2 separate regions of the Homo sapiens genome follow, and region 2 is linked to region 1. A link is a loop called in an ENCODE intact Hi-C map of the cell type or tissue named here. Cell type or tissue: body of pancreas. All regions are shown on one strand. Each heading gives the region's core, and the rest is flanking DNA. Links, peaks and the distances in the headings are about the cores only.

What was found. Hi-C counts contacts between places; a loop is a spot of excess contacts. Peaks named below come from ENCODE experiments on the same cell type or tissue, not always from the same donor. Only the 100,000 strongest peaks of a DNase experiment are listed, where the experiment ranks them.
Region 2: it touches region 1 in a loop (2.2-fold over the local background); 79 of 110 quality-filtered maps call a loop at or near these places.

The regions. Positions count from the first base shown.
Region 1 is chr17:64,117,433-64,125,795 of GRCh38, reverse strand. The region is part of intron 1 of ERN1 (endoplasmic reticulum to nucleus signaling 1); the gene reads left to right. Among named protein-coding and RNA genes, the nearest start is that of ERN1, 8.5 kb to the left of the region's middle. RefSeq lists enhancers at 4,329-4,468, 4,699-4,758. In body of pancreas, for the core only: no CTCF peak of the experiment used is centred there; DNase peaks (open chromatin) are centred at 4,555, 6,995 and 7,255; H3K27ac peaks cover 4,266 bases.
Region 2 is chr17:64,060,565-64,068,927 of GRCh38, reverse strand. It overlaps ERN1 (endoplasmic reticulum to nucleus signaling 1), which reads left to right. Exons shown (of 22, transcript NM_001433.5): 7 at 637-738; 8 at 1,996-2,257; 9 at 3,641-3,719; 10 at 4,777-4,942; 11 at 8,341-8,363. Among named protein-coding and RNA genes, the nearest start is that of ICAM2, 44 kb to the right of the region's middle. RefSeq lists enhancers at 4,785-4,834, 5,845-5,914. In body of pancreas, for the core only: a CTCF peak has its summit at 4,986 (motif pointing left); DNase peaks (open chromatin) are centred at 4,387 and 4,977; H3K27ac peaks cover 4,012 bases.

The sequences.
Region 1 (8,363 bases), core at 104-8,103:
GCTTCTCAGCCGGGCTTGGTGGTTTGCGCCTGTAATCCCAGCACTTTAGGAGGCCAAGGCGGGTGAATCACTTGAGGTCAGGCGTTCGAGAGCAGCCTGGCCAACATGGCAAAACTCCGTCTGTACTAAAAATACAAAAATTAGCTGGGCAAGGTGGCATGCACCTGTAATCCCAGCTACTCGGGAGGCCGAGGCAGGAGAATCGCTTGAACCTGGGAGGTAGAGGTTGCAGTGAGCTGAGATCACACCACTGCACTGCAGCCTTGGCAACAGAGCGAGACTCTGTCTCAAAAAGAAAAACAAAAAACAAAAAACATTGAGCTTCTGTGCCCAGCCGTGGGTTGGGGACTGGGGTTATAACTGATCAGGGTTGATGTGGTAATAAGCCGAGCTTTGCCTGCCAGTCATCTTGCTGTGGCCATAGGGATCATAAAGAAAGGGGTATTTTCATTTTTTCAATTATTTTATGTTTGGTGCTTTCTGTATGATAACAGGGGAAGATATTTTTTTTTGAGGCATTATCTCAAAGTAATCATATTCATTGTAGAAAAGTTAGAAAGGATAGATAAGCCTAAATTAAAAAATAAAAAACAAGCCTTCTATTATCTTATTTTCCAAACATTACCTCTATGAAGATTTTAAACAATTTTATTGAGATATAATTCACCTATCATCACAATTCACCCATTTAAAGTGTACAATTCGGTGGGTTTTAGTATATTGACAGAATTCTGCAGTCATCACCACAGTCCATTTTAGAACATTTTCATCATCCCAGAAATAAACTTCATACCTATTAGCTGTTACACACCGTTTCCCCCCAAACCTCCTAGTCCTTGGCAACCACAAATCTACTTTCTGTCTATAAATTTGCCTATTCTGGACCTCTTATATAAATGGAATCATACATTATGTGGTCTTTTGTAACTGGCCTCTTTAACTTAGCATCATGTTCTCAAGGTTCATCCATGTTGTATAATAACATGTGTCAGTACTTTGTTCCTTTTTATTGCTGAATAATATTCCATTATATGAATATACCACATTTTATTTATCCATTGTATTAGTCCATTTTCATGCTGCTGATAAAGACATACCCGAGACTGGGCAATTTACAAAAGAAGTAGGTTTAATGGACTTACAGTTCCACGTGGCTGGGGAGGCCTCACAATCATGAAAAAAGGTAAGGAGGAGCAAGTCACATCTTACGTTGATGGCAGCAGGGAAAGAGAGAGCTTGTGCAGGGAGCTTCCCATTTTTAATACCATCAAATCTCGTGAGACTTATTCACTATCACAAGAACAGCACGGGAAAGACCCATCCCCATGATTCAGTTGTCTCCCACGGGGTCCCTCCAACAGCACATGGGAATAGTGGGAGCTACAAGATGAGATTTGGGTGGGGACACAGAGCCAAACCATATCATCCATCCATTGAGGGACATTTGGATTGTTTCTGCTTTGGGACTATTAATAATTCTGCCATGAACATTTGTGTACAAATTTTTGCGTGGACATTTATTTTCACTCTTCTTGGGCATATATCTAGGAAAGAGATTGTTGGGTCATATGGTAACTCTTTGTTTAACCTTTCAAGGAACTGTCTGACTGTTTTCCAAGGCAGCTGCACTATTTTACATTCCCACCTGCAATGTAGGAAGGAGGGTTACAGTGTCTCTTATACCCTCACTGATACTCGTTATTACCTATCTTTTTAATCTTAGCCATCCTGGTGGATGTGGAGTGGTAACTCATTATAGCTTTGATTTGCATTTCTCTAATAACTAATCTAATATCTTGACATATGTTCTTTCAGATGCTTTTTCTGTGCACATATTTACAGGTAATACTTTTCTTCCCCACACTGGAACATATAGATCTATGTCAATCAGCTTAATTCTGCAACATTATTCTTAATTGGCTGCGTAGTATTTCTCTGAATGGAATGGATGTACCATAATTTGACCACTCAATCATTTAGATATTGAGGCTGTTTTTATTTTTTTTTATTTTTTCACTACACAGATATGTTTTTATTTTCATTATAAAAATTATAACAATGTAATGAACTTTCTTGTTGCTAAACTCTTGAATGAGTTTTAAGTGCTTAGTTATTTCCTGGAGATAGATTCCTAGAATTGAAATTTGCTGATTGTATGTAGTATTTTACAGCCCTCTCCCCCAGCCCTAAGCAATGTTGAGTGTTTTAAAAACAAAACTAACCTTAAATTGTTTTTATGATAGGCGGTTTAAAGTATGCTATTTTCTTTTATCAGTGGCCACTTTCTTTTAGGAGCGTAGACTTTAAAAGTTGGATGAAAATAGAATGTTTACATTTTGTTTATATTTTGAAGATGTAAATAAACCAAGGCAGTCTCTGGATGATACCCTTTGTACCTAAAAGCTATTGAGAAAATGTTTTATTTGGATTTGTTAAATGACTCATTTGTGGGGTCCTTTAGTTTGCAGTGGTTTCAGATCAACTTTCTAGGAGATGTGGCACCCATGAGCACCCTGAAATACCTCGGGATAATTCTCTGGTTTTGAGGGTGGCCCGCCTCCTACAGATAAGATTCTTTGTATGGTCGGTTGTGAGGCCATTTAAAACTTTTGCCTTAAGACTTCATAAATCAGAGTTGATACATTGATTGTCCCTTTTGGAGGCTGCAGTTCTTAAAACATGTGGCTGTTTTTCCTAGGAATATTTAAGTACCACTTGATAATAAAGTACTACCTTTTGCTGGGATTATCTACCTGGAAAAAAAAAGGGAACAAAAAATTAAAAATAAAATGTAATATCTGTGGTGTTTTATTTTTTGTTTTGTTTTGCTTTTCCTGCAAATTTATTCTTCCAAAAAAAATGTCCCTTTCAAAATAATCACCCTTTGGCGTGAATTTACGGGTTATTGAAATCAGTCTTAAAAAAATTTCCAGTTAAATTTAACAACTTATCTAACCCATTTAATAATTCAACTTTAAAACAAAAACGAACCTTTGAAAACAAATATTTACTCTTAAGCCAGTTATCCTTATACAAGTTAAAACATTCTCCAATTCCTTCCAGTCTTTGCTTAATAGGACTTTTACATGATTCACACTACACTTTTGATCAAAATTGTTATTACCCAGTTTGATCACACAATTTATTGAGGACACTTGGATTTGGTTTTCAGCTATTTATTAAAATGAAATCCATCCTAAAGTGAACAGGATTTTTACCATTTAGGGGATTCAAAAGTATATTCTTTGAAGGGAATTTCCAAAGAATTCCAGAAATATTTTGAGCCCTAGAAGCATGTATGAATAGATGTGTAGCCTCCCAAGATAACTGGAATCAGAGTGCATTAGACTGCTTGATGGGCTCTCGGCCATGTAGTCCAATGAGTCTCAATTTTTTCCCCTTCCAGCTGCACATAAGAAATATGGCGCACATCCCTCAGTAACAGTATGAGCACATCAGAACCTAGGAGGGTGGTGTTTGGGGCACCCTCTCTCAGGCATTACCCTCCTCTCCCAAGCTGAGAAAAATTACTACCCTGCTCTGTCTTCCAGAGCAGACAGATGGGAAAAGGCAACCAGCAAGGGCTGGTAACCTGTCCAGGGTCATGTGTGAGTGGCAGAACCAAACCTTAAACTTGATCCTCCTACCTCCCTTTGAAGAGAAGCCCCTGCAGTGCTTATGTTCTGGTGCGTATGTTGGGACAAACCAGTCTGGCTACCCTCAGTCATACCCTGAGGAGCTGACCAAACTATGTGGCCATGAGAGAAGGATCTAGAGAAGGTCTAGGCCAGTAGGCTTTCTTGTAAGCTTCAGGAAAATACCCAGATAATGTTATTTTTCCTCCGTTAAGAATCATGGCCTTCTACCCTTTGTTGCAGTTGTGCGAAGATGCCATTTTGAGATGGGAATGCTGCCTTCACCTGAGAGTCTCCATCAAGGAAATTGGCCATTTTCAACTGTAGAGTCAAATCCAGCAATCATGGAGAGAGTAGGGATTAAAAGCCTGCTCGGCTGGGCACAGTGGCTCACGCCTGTAATTCCAGCACTTCAGGAAGCTGAGGCGGGCGGATCATAAGGTCAGGAGTTCAAGACCAGCCTGGCCAACATGGTGAAACCCCATCTCTACAAAAATACAAAAATTAGCCAGGCATGGTGGCGGGCACCTGTAATCCCAGCTACTCATGAGGCTGAGGCAGAAGAATCGCTTGAACCTGGGAGGCGGAGGTTGCAGTGAGCTGAGATCCTGCCATTGCACTCCAGCCTGGGCAACAGAGACTCCGTCTCAACAACAACAACAAAAAATTGCCTGCTAAGCCTAATTCACAGTTTAAGCTAATTTCTTTGCTTGGAGTCTAATAATATCCAAGCAGGTGCATGTTTTCAGTAACATCTCGCCTAGTCATATGTCTGAAAGAACAAAACTGAAAGTTCTTTCCTTAGAGGCCTTTAACCCAAGCCGCTCTTCTCTAGCTCAGTCACAGCCTTCACCAAGAAGTCCTGAAAAGATAGAACTCTTGCATTACCGTGCTGGTTCTGGGTGTTTGCCTTTGCAGAGGCGCCACCTGCCAAGCAGTTCTGGCACCAGGGAGCAGGTCTGTGATGACAGGAGAGAGACAGTGGCTGTGACTCTGGCTCTTAAACCACAATGGAGGGATTCAAGTTAGCTTAGGTAGCTCTCAGAGGAGACTAATGAGGGAAGGAAGGAGCAAGGGGGGAAGGAAGGTGCCCCTGGGAGTGTGTCTCACTTCCCTTGCTGGTTCATCCGAGAAGGCAGGGACCCTGGCTTGCTGATGGTTGCATCCTCTGTGGCATTTAACGTGGCATGCTGGTTATACCCACTGTAGGGGGCACTCAGCAAATATTTATTGAATTCTTCTTTGAGACTCATTAAGACCAATAAAGGGGCTGTATTATATCATCAAGCAAGTGGGTTGTGGATGGGGGTGGGAGGTATTGCTTCAGCTATATTTTATATTCTTTAATGGGATTGCACCAGTTGTGTGTCTTTCTACAGAACTAGAGGAGCTTTCAGGATATTTGCTTGGGTGGACGTGACCCATAGTGTGTAGTGTTCTTTTGGTGGGCTCTTCTTATCAGTAATGAGATTAATTTTTCCATTGCCAAACTCCATGAGGTAAACAGTTTGTGATTATTTCATGTCAGTTTCATTTTTCACTCAGCATGATGTTTCACTGTTAAAAAAATGAACCTTGGCCCAGAGTTGTCCTCTCATGTATTAAACATGACTTCCTTTGTTAGTAGACTAATTTATAATTATAATTCAAAACCATCCCATTCTCCAGTGGATTATTTCCCCCCTCTCTGTCAGATGAAGGAATAATTGTTTGTCTGGGCTGCAGGAGTGTCTGTCATGGAAACCGAATTTTTCTGTACATTCTCTGAACAAACAGTGCTGTCACATCCCTAGAACCTGACATTGTCATTGATCTCCAGTTGAGTCAGAGAAGTTTGTTGACCAAGGTAAATCAGATCTCTCTTCTCTTAAAGCAAATGGCCCATGACTCCTGAGGGGCCACTAGGAGTGAGAGAATCACCTGTACAGGGGGCCACAACTGTGGCTAGGAATGTGTTACTTGAGGCGGTGCTTCCCAGCCATGACTCAGTCACCTGGGGAGCTTTTTAAAAACGCTGTGCTGGGGCCCCATCCTATGTGAATGAAATTGGAATCTCTGGGAGTGGGGGCCGGCATCTTTTCTTTTTTAAAAAAAAAATGTTTAAGGCCAGGCTCAGTGGCTTACACCTGTAATCCCAGCACTTTGGGAGGCCAAGACAAGAGGATCACTTGAAGTCAGGAGTTTGAGACCAGACTGGGCAACAATGAAAGACCCCATCTCTACCAAATAAACCAGCAAAAAATGTTTTAAGGCCCAAGTGACTCTGATGTGCAGCCAGGATGAGGCCTTCAAGTAATTTTTGTACCTTAATCCTGGAAAGAACAAATGCATCTCCAAATTCCCAGTCACGTCACAGAGCACGGGACCAGACTAGACACAGCATTTGGCTCATTTTACAGAGAGGTTAGGATTGATAGAGTCCGCTAGTTAGTGTTAGAACTAGAAATAAAGTTCTAACTTTATTTCTAGTTCTAGGCGTGGTGGCTCATGCCTGTAATCCCAGCACTTTGGGAGGCTGAGACGGGCGGATCATCTGAGGTCAGGAGTTGGAGATCAGCCTGGCCAACATGGTGAAACCCCGTCTCTACTAAAAAAATGACAAAAATTAGCCAGGCGTGGTGGCGCGTGCCTGTAATCCCAGCTGCTTGGGAGGCTGAGGCAGGAGAATTGCTTGAACCCAGGAGGCAGAGGTTGCAGTGAGCCAAGATCCCACCACTGCACTCCAGCCTGGGGAACAAGAGTGAAACTCAATCTCAAAAAAAAAAAAAAAAAAAAAAAAAAAAACCTAGAAAAAAAGGAACCTAATATTACATTTTCTCTACTGTACTATATCATTCAACTTTTAAAGAGCAGGTAATTTAATGGATTTTTTCCTTTGAATACAAACTGTTGAAATTGCTTTTATCAGCTTTAACTAATAGGCCTTATATTAAAACATATTTAGTTACTGAATTGTAAGATGTTTAAATGTTTATTTAAAGTTACCCGACTTATGCTTGTTTATTTATTTATATATTTGTTTATTGCCTTTTCCATATATTAAGAGGCTTAAGAAATCAAAACAATGTTGTTTTCCAGGCTCCTTCACAGTATCCTGATGGGTAAAATCATCTTCATGGTTTTAAAAGAACCTTCCATAACAAAAATGAAATAGCCATTGCGAGTGAGGAGAAGGGATTTGTAGAAGGAGTGAGTTAGTTAAAGCACAAGAAGAAGCTTGTGAACCAACAGGAACTTTCCTATCAGGGTGGGAACATATGTTTTGGAAGCAAATGGTGGGAGGGTGCAGGCTGTGACACTCCCTTCCCCTTTTCATGTGAGAGCTGGCTATTAGCCTCATTGCCTGAGTCAGGCAGAGTTCCCTCGAAGGGTTTTTATAGCAGGTGCCGAGCTGACAAGCCCAACTGTAGAACACAGGAGAGGACCAGTCAGTTGTCTCAGCTCCCGGACCCATCTCAGTTGTTTCTCAGAGGATCTTTATTAGCTGGTTTAGAAACAGGAGGACACTTGCTTTCAAGCATCACATTGAGTGGGCTGGACCAAATCCAAAACTCTGCTGGAACCAAGTTGACAAATGTCAGTAGAATTGGGAGCCCGCTCTTTGAATACAACCTTGGAATGGGGCTTGGCACCTGGCCTGAAAGCGCTGTGTGGACTCCAGCACCAGGGCTGTTTCCTAATTTAACTTAATGCTTAAAGGAAATCCCAAGTGGCAGACCAGTTCTGCACTCCTTGAGCAGATAGGCATTTAGCTGTTTTTAAATGTAAAATCATTTTAGCTGTTTTTAAATGTAATCATAGGGCCAGTATCTTGTTTCTATATGTGTGTTTGCCCCATATGATGAAATTGTATGCATTCTTTCAGCAAGTGAGAGTCCGGAGGTTCTGTACTAGCTAGCTGTGCAACTTTGGGCAAATGAGTTATTTCCCCCTCTGCTTCCTCATCTGTAAAACAAAGCAACGGAACCAGAAAATCTCTTTGGTGGGCCTGTTTCCAAATGTCTTCCCAAATTAGGATCACCATTTAGGTGAAAGCGACTAGTCCCCCAGCCGCCTCTTTTTCTGGTGCAGCCTCATACGGGGAGGTAGAAGATGGGAGGGCTGCTTTGCTTTGAGCCTCCCAGCTTCCTAGCTCTTGAATGTAGTGAATTTCATCTGTTCATCCATTTATTTATCAACTTTTTGAGTACATATTTTATGCCAAGCACTGTTTGAGATGCTTGGGAAACATGAACAAAACAAAGACCCCCGCCCTCATGGAACTTCTACCTAGTTGGTTGGGATAGACAACAGCATGGTAAATACATTATATAGAATGTGATAAGGTGATAAAATTCTGCAGGGGTTGCAGGGGAGAAACATAGAGCAGAGCAAGGGAGATGGAGGCCTCGTAAGTTGCCACACACCGTGGTGTGGTTTCATCGGCTCTCGCTCACCTGTCTTGTATAGGGCCTAGGGCCTTCCCTGACCACTGTACTCTCGTAGACTAGATCCCTTCCTGCACTCCAAATAGCACCACGTCACTTAGTGTTGGGGTAATGTACAGGTTGGTGCTCCTGTTTGTTTCTTGTCTAATCTTCTGGAGGACTGGTGTTGATAGTCCTCAGGTATGTCTGAAAATCCTGAGCAAATATGAGGGACTGAGCGTGAACATTGTTGATTTTTCTTTACTTTCTATTTCTTTTTTCTTTTCTTTTTCTTTTTCTTTCTTTTTTTTTGAGATAGAGT
Region 2 (8,363 bases), core at 118-8,117, 57 kb after region 1:
CTAAGAGAAACCATTCAACATTTTCTGCCTTCTGTCTGGAAATCTCCTTAGTTGGATCCCTGAGTTGATTAGGTACTTTTTCTGTCTTCCAAGTTACTGCAAGCAATAGTCATGCTCATCATGGCACCCTCCACAAGCTGGGTCACCCCTTTTCCATTTTCAATAGCAGTGCCCCCTCTGCACTAGCAAGTCTCCACCAACCTTTTTATCAGCCTCCCAGCCTCCACCTGCCAGCTGGTCCTAAAGTCAATGCCACATGTTTTAGGTGTTTGTTATGGCGCCATCCTGCTTCAAGGTGCCAATTTTTAATTGTCAGCAATCCATTGCTATGTAATAAGGCACCCCGAAGCTTAATGGCTAACAACAACATTCTATTGCTTACACTTCTGTGAGCCATGAGTCCAAGGGCATAGCGAGGGTGGGTCGTCTCTGCTTCCACATGCTGTCAGCCAGTTTCACTCATGTGTCTGGGCCTTCAGTTCTCCTCACATTGCCTTTCTCTATCGACATGGATAGTCTGGACTTTTTGGCCTACAGTTTAGGGAGGATTTGTTTGTTATAATTAGATAAGGACCACACCTCAGTAGGTACTATGGCCCCTCCGTGGTAATGGGCTGGCTGGTCTGTGTTCTTTAGAATACACCATCACCATGTACGACACCAAAACCCGAGAGCTCCGGTGGAATGCCACCTACTTTGACTATGCGGCCTCACTGCCTGAGGACGACGTGGACTACAGTAAGTGCTCTCTGCTGGATTTCACAAGCTTGGGCCAGTACTTTTGACCTATGTGGAAACAGTGGCTCCAGAAAGTAGGATTTTCTTTTAAGATACTCTTTGTCACCAGGTTCTTTCTTTCCATGGACTTTTCATGGGCTTATCATAAATACTTCCCACAGTCAATGTGCAGGGGCCTTGGTGAAGTCTGAAGGGAAACCGAAGTAAAATGGTGACAAGCTTAGCCAGAGAGGAAGGAGGACATCCCTCGTTGAGTCTTTCTATGTCACAGAAGGAATTTACTGCAAGCCCATGGAAAGTAGAAGTAAAATCAGCATAGGACATTAACAACCCTGTCAAGAAGGCCACTCTGCAAATGTGACTCATCCCTAGTTATTTCTGCAGTTAACATTCACCCAACTCAAATGAAAACTAAAAACCAATTTGCCACCTTAACATTGGTATCAAAGTTGGACTCTGCTTTTTCTTGTCAAGGACCTAGAATATTTTCGTTTTTCTCTGAGGACTCCTTTGTGAATCTGATGGGACAGTGTCAGTGGTTCAGGTCTGACTTTCAGGGTGTTTTTTTGTTGTTTTTTTTTTTGAGGCAAGTTCTCCCTCTGTTCCCCAGGATGTGTGCAGGAGTGCAGTCAGGGCTCACTGCAGCCTGAAACTCCTAGGCTCAAGCGATCTTCCCACCTCAGCCTACTGAGTAGCTGGGACCACAGGCACGTACCGCCACTCCCCCACCTACCTGGCTAATTTTTTTTTTTTTTTTTTTTTGTAGAGACGGGGGTCTCACTATGTTGCCCAGGCTGGTCTTGAAGTCCTGGACTCAAGTGATCTTCCTACCTCAGCCTCCCAAATTCTTGGGCTTATAGACATGAGCCACCACAGCTGTCCCTGACTTTCAGTTTGATCGATGGGTTTCAAGTGACTGCTATGAAATGCCAGATTAATAGGCATCTCCACTGGCTCCTTCCTCCTCAGTATTTACTCTCACTTATTGAATAGAGTGTTAAAGAACATCACCAAATAAATTGCCTTTGGGAGAGTGATCCTGGCTTGTGTTTATACGCCAGCCAGCTCTCAGTGTCTTGATATTACAGAGACTAAGCGAGTTCATTGGAAACAAGTGAAATTGCTCAGAGGAGATCTGAGAATATTCCAGAAGTCTTGTTTCCTCTAACTGAGTGACTAGAGCCTGCCACAAGAGTAGAGGATGTGGTTGCAAGATGGGGTGAGACTCAGCATGCTTTGTTTATTTGATCTGTACAGAGATGTCCCACTTTGTGTCCAATGGTGATGGGCTGGTGGTGACTGTGGACAGTGAATCTGGGGACGTCCTGTGGATCCAAAACTACGCCTCCCCTGTGGTGGCCTTTTATGTCTGGCAGCGGGAGGGTCTGAGGAAGGTGATGCACATCAATGTCGCTGTGGAGACCCTGCGCTATCTGACCTTCATGTCTGGGGAGGTGGGGCGCATCACAAAGTGGAAGTACCCGTTCCCCAAGGAGACAGAGGCCAAGAGCAAGCTGACGTGAGTTGGGAGCTCGGGGAAGGAGAGGGCGGCCGTGGCCTTCGTGTTCTGGTGCTGTTGCAGTGTAGCAGGCCCTGCACGGGAGGCCAAAGACAGGGCAGTCTCTGAAGCCATGAGGAATATTCAGAGCCAAGACTGTTTCATTTGGAAACCTCAGAATACAAGAGCTGAGGGGCACCCATTAACACTTCAGAGTTATTAAATATTACATAAAAATCATGGATGGGAGGTGTCGGGCACCATGGCATACACCTGTAATTCCAGCTACTTGAGAGGCTGAGGTGGGAGGATTGTTTGAGCACAGGAGTTTGAGGCCAACCTGGGCAACATGGCAAGACCCTCCCCCTGCCACCACACACACACAAATAAAGGTATAGGAAAGAGACTGCCAGTGTAAGTATAGTTTGGATCTATCTTAGGTGGTAGGGATGCAAGAGATTTATTTTTTTAACTTTCTATATTTTCTAAGTTTTTAGGTTATATTCATTTTAAAAATCAGAAAAAATAGTTACAGTGTGTGTGTGTGTCCAAGACTCAGCAGGCTTCTGTTCTCCATCCCCCTCTTCATAGCCTATCACCGAGTCACTTAAACTCCCCAAGCCTCAGTTTCCTACTTTATATATAGAGTTGTGTGGAAGATCAAACAAGATAATATGCCGGCAAGTGTTTAGATTGTAAAACAGCATTCAAATGTAAGGTATTCGTTGAGAGAGGTTTAGATAATGTAGTGGATGACCGATCCCAGGTGGGCTCTTGACAGTAAGCAGAAGGGCCAGGAGGTGTAGCTCTCACCATTTTCTGTCTCCCTGATGTCCCACATGGGGACAGACTACACAGCTGGGGAACCAGAAGTCTCACCAAGTCTGGAATTTCTTATGCATCCCTTTTGCTCTCAGCATCCAGAGTAGAGCAGCTGACCATTTCTCAGGAGTTCTGTAAAACCTCCAGGATCCTTAGAAAGCACAAGGCAGAATGGGGGTAGTTCTGGTGGTCGCTGGAGTGATCGCTGGAGTGAAAGTGTGTTGTAGAGAGTCATCTGAGGGGCCTCGGCGGTGGTAGTAAGCACTCAGTCTCCTCTGTGGCCACTGGGCGTAGTCCTTTCTGCAGGCATCATGGGCATCGTCTAGTCCAGCCCTGCGATTTTGCTGAGGCTTGCCATTAGGTGGCTTGTCCATGTTTCTGCAGTGAGTGACAGCTGGGATGAAGTCCTGTGGTCCTGTTCCCAGGGCAGTGCCCCTAGCTTCACACCCCTACTGCGTTCCTCCATGTCTGGGGGGTTAATGTGGTCATCCCTGCGGGTGGTATTTGGGGTGATGATTACTCCCTTCTGTGGGATCTGGAAATTCAATGACTCTGGAATGCATGTATCTGTTTTTCTCCTAGGCCCACTCTGTATGTTGGGAAATACTCTACCAGCCTCTATGCCTCTCCCTCAATGGTACACGAGGGGGTTGCTGTCGTGGTAAGTCCACTACGGAGGGCTCGCAGCTGCCTAACCACTTCTGTTCCATTTTAGCAAAGAATGACTTTGCTATGCATGAGCATCCTGCAGGTTAAGAATGAAAAACACAAATCTTAAGTTCTCAAAAACAGTTTCTGCACATGCCACATTCTACTTTGAAAGAAAGATACATGACAAAAACAGCTTCTTAAAGCCGAGGAATCCCTGATTATTCCCTTTTGCTTTTGTGATCAAATCTAAACTCCCCAGGCTGGTGTTCATGGCCCTGCTTCATCCAGTCCCACGATGCCCTTCCTCCACCCTGTTAGTTTCTCTATGTGAGTTGCGTGGCCCAACCATGTGCACCTTCTCCCTGACTTCTACAAGCCCCATGTTCATCTTTCCCCGGGGCCTTTGTTCAGGCTGCTCCTCACCTCACACTTCAAATGCCCTTTCTTCTTCCTTTTCCCTACTCAAACCCTTTGCATGCTTTTGCAATCTCGCCGAGCCTCCTTGGGCCTCACAAGCCTGCCTCAAGCATTCTGTCTCTGAAAGTCCAAGGCGTCATAATCCTAGCTGTTTGTCCTGATCCCTACAATGCTTGGGCTGTGTGGTTGGCTCTCTTGTCTTCCCAGTGATTTGGGCGGCTGCTTCTGTGAATAGACAGCGCCTGCCTCTGTCATAGTTCCAGCAGCACCTGAGCCAGCACTGGGCGTGTGGCTGGACTTTATTCCGCCCCATTGGTTGCGTAGATTGTGACTAACAGAGATATCCATTCATTCTCCTTCACTTATGTCTGCTTCTCATAATAGCTTCTTGGAGTTCTACACACACACTTCTTGTTCCCCAGTACCCAGACATAAGAATCTAAAAAGACGTCCATAAAGACATCAGTGCAGCTTGTCACATCCTGAGGGAGAAGCTTCTTTGCCCAGACTTTGGGCCTTTGTGTCTTGCTCTGTCCTGGACTAGCCCTGCACTAGAAATTGCTCACCTTTCAGGACAGTGGCTGGGATGGTGTGCCGTGGGACCCGCTCTCCCTCCAGGGCTCCTGACCCTCACTGCACCCTCTCCACAGCCCCGCGGCAGCACACTTCCTTTGCTGGAAGGGCCCCAGACTGATGGCGTCACCATTGGGGACAAGGGGGAGTGTGTGATCACGCCCAGCACGGACGTCAAGTTTGATCCCGGACTCAAAAGCAAGAACAAGCTCAACTACTTGAGGAATTACTGGCTTCTGATAGGTAAGAGCAGGTCTCCCACAGTAGCCTGAGGTGACAGCGTGCTGCCTCCTGGTGGGCGACCGCCGGCCCTGGTAGTTACACCGTACTGAGCTCGGAAGGCCTTGTGCTCAGAGCCCTTCCCGGCTGGCCCCTGAGACCTTGGGACATTTTTACCCCCAAGGAAAATCAACAAGGTAGCTGTGTTTCTGAGTCAGTTTTTGAAAACTGTTTAATGTTCCAAAACTCAGGTACTAAATTAATGTAAACCTTGTGTGAGTATCCGACATTAAGCCCTTTAGAATGCATTTCCTCACTCCTCACAGCAACCCTGTGTGAGGTAGGTACCCTTGTCATTTCCATTTTATAGTTAAGAAAACTGAGACTGTTTCTATGGAAGAATTAACTTGGAGTCCACGTGGGCATGAGGGTGAGGGGTTGGAGAGGCGAGGGCTGAGGACCCGGGAGGGATTAAATCCCAGGATGGATTGAGAGCAGCAGAGTCAGGGGCTGGTTGTGGTTCTAGGGCAGTGTCATCCCAGGTGTGTGGGAAGGTCCCTTTTTTCCTCTTTCTCTTGTTTTTGCTGCCATCACTAATGGCCAGGGATTGAACTAGAGGCCCTGTCCCAAGAGAGATAAGTTGAGATGACACTTCTTGAGTTGGCAGTGAGTGTGACAAACGAAGGCGGAAGTGAGAAGAGCTGTGTTCCTGGCAAGTGTGCCAAGTCATTAGAGCAGGAGGGAGTTTTCTTGAACCCCATCTGCCCTTCCTGTGCCCCATCCCTCACTGTTCTGCCACCTCCCAGCCCCAGTAGGGGCAGAGCAGGGCAGGAGGTCAGTCGGGTGCTGGAGCACCCAGGGGCCGGTGCAGTTTCTTCTCTCTGTTCTCTTCCTGTCGTGCTTGCTGGTGACAGGTACTAGGGGAGAAAGAGGTCAGGGCTGGGGCTCTGGAAAAGAGATGTGGGGCAGCTGGGAGCATGTGGGGACCAGGAAACAGCAGGATCTGCCAGGCAGTGCGGTGTAGGTGGGGATGTGTGTAACCAGGTATTATGGGGGGAAACCAGGTATCCTTGAGCCCTGCTCGCTTCCTTTATAGATTGTCAAGGTCCATTTCTTTTTTCATCCTGTTTCCTTGTAGCCATTTTTATTTTATTTTTACCAAATAACGGGTAAAGGAGATGACAAAATAATAATACGTTTTTATTAACAGAAGTAGTTGGAGGAGCATGTATGAATAGGCCCATGGTGAGAAAAAAATAGCTAATGAGAAGAGGTCATTGCAATTACAAGGCTGCTCAGCATTATGTGCCAGTTAAGGGGCTCACAGACTGCCCACCAGTGATTAAGAAGTGGAATTAAGGAAATGTGTATATATGAGAATACAGAAAATATGGGGGCAGGGAGTCTTCATGGTTAACTTGTAAAATGAGATCCCTTTAAAATGGAAAGGTTGTCCAAGTAAGGAAACTGCGAAAACAGCAAAGTATAAGGAATCTATTAAGTGTAAGGATCCCACAATTCGAAAGCCTCTTCTGAGGACCTCCAAAGCTCGTCATCTTAAAATATGGCACTGAGACTATGGCAGTGTCTCCTGTTGACGAGGGCCACAAGTAAAAGGATATGCCCTACTATGTCCAGATATGTCCTTTCATTTTCTCTTTGTGGAAAGCATTAAAGATATTCCAGGTTGTCATTAATCGTGAAAATACAAGGATCCAATTAGCTTGAGAGGCATGGTCTGTGGGTTGCCCCAAAGCCATGGCCCTGACCTTGGGTGCTTTCGGCATCAGAGCTTAGTTAACTAGGCATATATAAGCCCGGGAGAGCCTGATTCAGTAGGTCTGGGGCAGGGCCTAGCCATCTGCTTTTTGCTCTGGAATCTGGACCTAAGAGATAATGATAGATGAATACATCAAGGAGACCAGGTAATATTTGTACAAAATATTTAGTGGTCTCATGAGTAAGGTTGTACAGTGGTTGGTCCAGTGTGTACAGCGTGATATCAGTGAAGGCCCAGCTCCAGGAGAAGCCTGTTTACAAGAAGGTTGACAGAAGAACTAGGGGGATTCAGGCTAATGCCTTCCATAGCAGTCTCTTGGCAGGTGTCCTACCAGACAGGTAGGACCCTGAGCACTGAGTGGGTGTTGTGGGAAGGGCAGGACACTGCTGCACAGCGTGGCATGTGGAAGAACACCTCACTTTTCTTAGACCGTAGGTCTCTTGTTAGTGAGCCTCAGAGTTACCCGCACATACTCACATTCGGATTCCTGGGCCCTACCAGCAAGTCTGATTCAGTGGTCTGAAGTGGGCAGACCACAAGTGGAGAAATCCTGCTCCCAAGCAAAGCATGTCTCAGAGCTCCTTGGTACACAAGAGAAACTAGTGGTGGCTCAAAACAAAAGTAGGTTTCCCTTAAAGAATGATATTATGTTGTAGATAGAGAACTGACCTAAAGATGGGAACTCAAAGAGGAATTTTCCAGATCAAGAAATGTACACAGCTTAGACTAGTTCCTGTTTGTTGTCATCTTGGCATGTATGTCATGAAATCTTTGATAGGTTTAGGGGAACAATGGAAAGATCATAAGGTGAAAGAGACGTGAGTCAGAGTGAGATCTGCTCATAGCCAGAGAACAGAAAGGAAAGTCAGCCAGGCTACTGGCAGCCTAATCTGAAACAGTGACCTGGCTCTTTGGGGCAGTATGTGGACTCATTTTTAGAGCTGAATGGATTATCAAGCCCTATCAAATCCCAGTTCCCTATTCTAGTCAGCTTTGTATCTCTTACAGCAATTTGCACACAATAGATGCTCAATAAATGTGTAATGAATGCTCAGTAGCCATGCGATAGTTGTGTAGTGAACAGCAAATGAACGTGGAGCAAGCTATGGCCCCATCCATCTAGCAGGTGTGTCCTACTGCTTTCTCGCAAGTAATGTACCACTTTCCCCGATGGAAGCTCACATTTAGATAATAGTAGGACTGGAACTCCACCTGAGCAATTTAAATACCAAGATGGGAATTCGGCGGCCATAGAAGAGTGATGTTACAGGAAAAAGCATTGAAAGGAGAACTCCTTGAACTTTTAATGAAGCCTCATCATACTTCACCTGTGGATCGGGCCCATGCAGCCCCACGAGCCTTGCGTCTGGTGCCTCCCAAATGTCCTGATCCCTGTCATGCAAGGATACTTCTTCACTCCTCAGTAGGAGACTTGGAATACTGTATTCTGCCATGAAGTAATAAGGGTCCTGCTTTGATGGAATTTTCTGGTAACTGCCACTCATTTTCTCTAACTCACAGTCCTGCTGAGAGTTTGCATTGTGGACCCCTCAGTGGGTAGCACCTGTTGCCTAAGTTTAGCATTGAGTGCCACCACAGCTCGGGAAATTGTTCTCACTAAAGGTTTTGTTTCCTGTCATAGGACACCATGAAACCCCACTGTCT